2 separate regions of the Homo sapiens genome follow, and region 1 is linked to region 2. A link is a loop called in an ENCODE intact Hi-C map of the cell type or tissue named here. Cell type or tissue: prostate gland. All regions are shown on one strand. Links, peaks and the distances in the headings refer to the core of each region. The heading gives the core; the rest is flanking DNA.

Region 1 (2,900 bases), core at 300-2,799, 170 kb after region 2:
CACCTGTAATCCCAGCACTTTAGGAGGCTGAGGCAGGAGGATCACTTGAGCCCAGGAGTTAAAGACCAGCCTGGGCAACATAGTGAGGTGCACCCCACCCCCGCCGCCATCTCTATAAAAAATACAAAAATTAGCCTGGTGTCGTGGAACACACCTGTAGTCCCAGCTACTCAGGAGGCTGAGGTGGGAGGATTGCTTGATCCTGGGAGGTAGAGGTTGCAGTAAGCCGAGATGACACCACTCCCTCCAGTGTGGGCGACAAAGCCAGACCTTGTCTCAAAAAATAAAAATAGGGGCCAGGCGCGGTGGCTCATGCCTGTAATCCCAGCACTTTGGGAGGCCGAGGCGGGCAGATCACGAGGTCAGGAGATCGGGACCATCCTGGCTAACGTGCTGAAACCCCGTCTCTACTAAAAATACAAAAAATTAGCCGGGTGTAGTGGCGGGCGCCTGTAGTCCCAGCTACTCAGGAGGCTGAGGCAGGAGAATAGCGTGAACCCAGGAGGTGGAGCTTGCAGTGAGCCAAGATCACGCCACTGCACACTCTGGCCTGGGTGACAGAGCCAGACTCCGTCAAAAAAAAAAAAAAAATGCCATAAAGAATAAGGATCATTATACTTCACGTATGGATGGCAAAAGAGGGCCAAAAATAGATATGGAGATAATCCAGATAATCATTAAGTATATTTAAGAATAGTGTCAACTTTGACCATTGTAATTGGTATAAAAATATGACAGATTTCTGGATATTTATATCCAGATTATACAATATATACAGATTATATTTTATAGATACTAATGTTTGCCAACATTTCTAATATAGAGTTTGAAATGTTTCATCAAAACATTTAATACATGTAAAATATATACAAAGTTAAATACAGTAAAATCAAAATAATGTGGAAACTAGAATCTACTTGACATATCTCCCTAGCAAGATAGTGTTTTTTTCCAACTGTACTATATTATATGAAAGTCCTGTTGCTATGCATATTCTGTACATGCCATGGCTACGTCTACAAATATGAAACAGCTAGAATAAACGGAAAAATCTAAACACCAGAGATGTTTTTACGTGGTTGTATATGAAATTATCATGTTGACAAAACAGCCAGATAATAAAGTTTTCAAACTCAAGATTTTTGTCTTATATGTGTAACCTCTGTTCTATTTGTTACAAATTATAAGTCTATGTTACTTAAGTGTGTGAATGAATAAAGGAAACATCTAGTTTAAAAAAAAAAAAAAAAAGACCAGCCTGGCCAACATGGCAAAACCCCGTCACTGCTAAAAATACAAAAATTAGCCGGGCGTAGTGGCGTGCACTGTAATTCCAGCTACTCGGGAGGCTGAGGCAGGAGAATCGCTTGAACCCGGGAGACGGAGGTTGCAGTGAGCTGAGATTGCACCATTGCACTCCAGCCTGGGCAACAGAGCGAGACTCTGTCATTAACAAACCAACCAACTTCCCCCAGCGCTCAGGGGCCCACGCTGGGGAGCAAAGTGGGTCTCCTCTGAGACAAACGTGGAGACTGCTCGAGAGCGAGGGTGGAGAGGTGCTGGGGGCGCTGGTCGGGGCGCGGGTTGCGGGACGGGGAGGGGCTGGGCGGGGCGCTCGCGCTCGCCTTCTGCCTGAGGCCTGGTCTGGGGCCGCGGGTCCACACCGCCTCCTCGTGGACACTCGCCGCGAGGGCCCGCGCCGCCCGCGGAGGCTGGGCTTGAGCCCACGGGAAATGAATACGGATCCTATAAGATTCGAGCTTTCATCACTGGGTCACCAGACGGTTCTGGGCGCGTGTCCGGGGTTCATCCTGAATATGCGCTGATGGGGCCGCTGGGCACGGTGGCGGTGTGGCCGCAAGGCCCCGCGGGGCCGCGCCCACCCGGAGGGTCCCATACCAGCCCCTCCTCCGCGCCCAGGCCCTGGCTCTCCCCGCTGCACCCCCGCTGCCCGCAGCCCTGAGCGCGCCCCGCTTTCGCTGGCGGGACAGCAGCGTCCTGCCAGGGTCGCGGCGCCGCACAGCCCGAATACTTCCTCACGAAACTCCAGAGACCCCTTCTGTACCCGCTGTGTCCCCCGGCCTGCCAGTAGCTCATGGTTACCTCAGGGTCCCAGACGCTTAAATGGGTTCTGGAATTTTCTCTGCCTCCTCTTGCCTTCCGGGAGCAAATGCGATGGTGGCTGCCAGCTGCTCGCCTACGCTTTTCTGCTCCTAAGGGCTCGACAAGGCAAATGCATTGGCTCAGGTCAGGACAAAGAGCAGGATGATTTCCCAAGGTCCCGGGGCACTGGAGCTGCGGGGAAGGGCAGCGGCCCTGAGCCGGGACCCCTGTGTAGGGGAAGACCCCTGCCCCTCCTGGAGGCCGGCCGGCTCTTACGGGTTTTGGCCTAGCATCCCCATGTGTGTCCGGAATTGGTGGGTTCTTGATCTCACTGACTTCAGGAATGAAGCCGCGGACCCTCGCGGTGTTACAGTTCTTAAAGGCGGTGTGTCTGGAGTTTGTTCCTTCTGATGTTCGGACGTGTTCAGAGTTTCTTCCTTCTGGTGGGGTTCGTGGGCTCGGCGGACCCTGCACTCGGAGCAGCCAGCCGGCCCCACCGGCCACAGGCAGTGAGGGGCTTAGCACCTGGGCCAGCAGCTGCTGTGCTCAATTTCTCGCCGGGCCTTAGCTGCATTCCCGCGGGGCGGGGCTCGGAACCTGCAGCCCGCCATGCCTGAGCCTCCCCCGCTCCTCCGTGGGCTCCTGTGCAGCCCGAGCCTCCCTGACGAGCGCCGCCCCCGCTCCACGGCGCCTAGTCCCATCAACCACCCAAGGGCTGAGGAGTGCGGGTGCACGGTGCGGGACTGGCAGGCAGCTCCACATTCACTGGGTGAAGCCAGCTGGGCTCCTGAGTCTGG
Region 2 (2,900 bases), core at 257-2,756:
GTAAAGTGCCCCTGTGTGCCAGCCCCAGATGCCAGGGAGGCTGGGCCGCTCTCTTGGTGTTGGGACCCTTGAGGCCACAGTCCGTGGGTTGCCAGGCCAGCAGCCGCTCCTGCAGGCTCTCCAATGCCATCCCCACAGGCGCCCTCTATCGCCCTGGGGTTCCGTGATGCGGCTGATCTGCTCAGCCCCCTGGCCCTGCTGCGCTTCTCGGCTGTCGCTCGTGGCCAGGACCCACCCTCTGGAGACAGTAAGGACTCGACCAACCCAAGCGTGGAGCCTGCTCTCCCCTGGGCTTCCCCGGGCGGCGCCCTTCCCTGCTGTGGTCGCCTTCTCAGCACGCGCCACCTCTCCCCAGGGCTCAGCAGCCTGCGCCGCCTGGGCCTAGTCTACTTCCTCTACCTCTTCCTGTTCTCGGGCCTGGAGTACACGCTGAGCTTCCTCACACACCAGCGCTTCCAGTTCAGTAGGTGGGTCCCCATCTGGCGACGGCCTGCTGTCTCCCTGAAATAACGCCCCTGCTTCAGGGAAGCAACCCCCATCCCCAGGAAGCCTTGGCAGCCACTCTCGCCCTGGCCCTGCCCTGGGTGGCCCTGCCCCGGGTGCCCTGCACTAACACACCCGCTCCCAGCCTACAGCAGGGGAAGATGTTTTTCCTCATCGGCCTCACCATGGCCACCATCCAGGGTGCCTATGCCCGGCGGATCCACCCTGGCGGGGAAGTTGCTGCCGTGAAGCGGGTAGGGGGCTCCCTCCAAAGCGGGTGGCAGGCAGTCCCCTGAGTCCTGCAGGGCACGGGCTGTGCTGAGGCTGCCGTGCCCACCTGCAGGCCCTCCTGCTGCTGGTGCCCGCCTTCCTCCTCATCGGCTGGGGACGTTCTCTGCCCGTGCTGGGCCTGGGGCTGCTGCTCTACTCCTTTGGTGAGTGGCCCTGCCCTGGCAGGGGATCCGATGGGCAGCAGGGGCTGGGTGATGCACCCTCCCCTGGGCTGACGGGCACCTCCTCGATGTCTCCCACCAGCCGCCGCCGTTGTGGTGCCCTGCCTGTCCTCCGTGGTCGCTGGCTATGGTGAGCCCCCTTCCCTCGGCCGAAGCCACCTGAGCGGGAGAAGGGCAGTGGTGCCTGACTGTGCCTCTTCCCACAGGCTCACCAGGGCAGAAGGGCACGGTCATGGGTACACTGCGCAGCCTAGGTGCTCTGGCCAGGGCCGCGGGGCCCCTGGTGGCCGCTTCAGGTGAGGGCGCGGGATGGTGCTGGGGCAGGCTGGGGGCCAAGCACCTGCCCTCGCCTCCCAAGTGCCAGCCCCCTCGGGGACTGGGTGACGCCACCGTCTCTCCGCAGTGTACTGGCTGGCCGGGGCCCAGGCCTGCTTCACCACGTGGTCCGGGCTCTTTTTGCTCCCCTTCTTCCTCCTGCAGAAGCTGAGTTACCCGGCACAGACGCTCAAGGCTGAGTAGCTGAGCCACTGTGCCCAGGCTGTGGGCACCAGGCAGAGTGGGAGCCTAGGTCAGGCCCCTGCCCACTGCCTGACCCCCACCCCCCGCCAGTCCAGGGAGACCCTGTGGGTGGGGGCCGGCCCCTAAGCAGGAAGCTCAGGCAGCTCCTCCAGACTTACTTACTCCTTCAGTGACTCCGAGCTGCAGCACTCCAAGGCTGTCAGGGCTTCTGTTTGTTTTTTAAACTATGCACCAGGTTTCTGATGATGAAATAAAGCACCTGTTTGTTTTATACCAAGTGCCTTTCGCCATATATAGCCGTGCTTCTACCCACACCAGGAAAGGCAGCTGGAGCTGAATGAATGGCTCCACTGACCGGAAGGGTCCAAGGCTCTTTGAGACCCTCAGTTTCCCCCTCTGCACAGTGGCAGCCTGGGGACTCACTCAGGCAGGCTCCTCCAAGGCTGGGGTCAGCCCTGGCCAGGTGGTATCTGGCAGTGTGCCCCGCACCCTGGCAGGATGTCCCCAGCACAGAGCCCTCCCCATCAAACATGAGCACACAGTGACAGTGAGACTGGGACCATGGGGACAAGGACAGGCCAGCAGTTCCCTGGACACCCTGAGTTCCCGTGGAGAGGGACACCAGGAGTGCTGGGTGGCACGTCCTGCCGCACGCGTGGCTGCAGGTGACATTTTATCAAGACATGAACATTAGGAGGTCTCTTTTCAGCACGAGACAAACATGGGAACAAAGAAATTAAAATATAAAACTGCTTCCCAGATTTAGACAAGGAACTTGCTGAAAGAATTTTATTTGTGAGTAAAACATGTTACACTGGAGAAAGGACATTCAGGACCTGTCCTCCCAAGTCGGTGTCCATATATGCAACTATATTTCATGTTGTAATACAAAGGATTAAACTACAAAAGTGAAAATTAAAAGTCATTGCATATGTGGGGTAAAGGAGGGGATAAAGGAAGAGTCCACGGTTAAGGACTTTTCATTCTGCCTTGGCAACAAAACGACACAGAAGAGAGGCAGCACGCTTGCCCGCGTAGCAGGCCCTGCGGCTCAGAGGAAGCTGGAAGCGGCGGTCAGTGCCATGCAGCAGCCTGGTTCTCGCTCGGCTGGCCAATCAGTGGGATCCGAGGTGGCTCGGCCCATCATGCCCAGGATCTGAGCCCACATCTGGCACCAGCTCTACCAAGGGCCTGTTGGGCCCACACAAGCTTGCCTGTACCTAGTCAGGCTGGTACCGGCACCTCCTGAAATGGGTCACCCTCCGGTTCCTGCTCAGCAGCTCTGAGCCCTTTTCCAGCCTCTTGGAGGGAAGTAACAACAACAGCATCTGCCGAGGAGCACACGGTTCAGGCTCCATCAATGACGGTGATGTCGAGGGGCCCCAGGGCTACCCTCCACCTCGAGTTACCTTTGATCACAACTAGGGCATCTTTCTGGCTGAGTTA

Evidence for each region. Hi-C counts contacts between places; a loop is a spot of excess contacts. Peaks named below come from ENCODE experiments on the same cell type or tissue, not always from the same donor. Only the 100,000 strongest peaks of a DNase experiment are listed, where the experiment ranks them.
Region 1: a loop joins it to region 2, with 2.9 times the contacts of the local background. A loop is called at or near these places in 90 of 110 quality-filtered maps.

The regions. Positions count from the first base shown.
Region 1 is chr4:2,763,053-2,765,952 of GRCh38, reverse strand. It overlaps LOC102723763 (a long non-coding RNA gene), which reads right to left. Exons shown (of 3, transcript XR_001741552.2): 2 at 2,104-2,213. Among named protein-coding and RNA genes, the nearest start is that of TNIP2, 8.2 kb to the right of the region's middle. RefSeq lists a silencer at 1,433-1,982 and an enhancer at 2,173-2,741. In prostate gland, for the core only: a CTCF peak has its summit at 1,675 (motif pointing left); a DNase peak (open chromatin) is centred at 1,672; H3K4me3 peaks cover 883 bases.
Region 2 is chr4:2,929,392-2,932,291 of GRCh38, reverse strand. It overlaps ADD1 (adducin 1), which reads right to left. Exons shown (of 16, transcript NM_001354761.2): 16 at 2,230-2,900. SLC75A1 (solute carrier family 75 member 1) reads left to right here. Exons shown (of 13, transcript NM_001146069.2): 7 at 139-247; 8 at 356-467; 9 at 629-737; 10 at 827-917; 11 at 1,018-1,065; 12 at 1,142-1,231; 13 at 1,339-1,725. The coding sequence ends at 1,454. Among named protein-coding and RNA genes, the nearest start is that of SLC75A1, 4.0 kb to the left of the region's middle. RefSeq lists an enhancer at 417-486. In prostate gland, for the core only: a CTCF peak has its summit at 1,219 (motif pointing left); DNase peaks (open chromatin) are centred at 1,363 and 1,672; H3K27ac peaks cover 2,500 bases.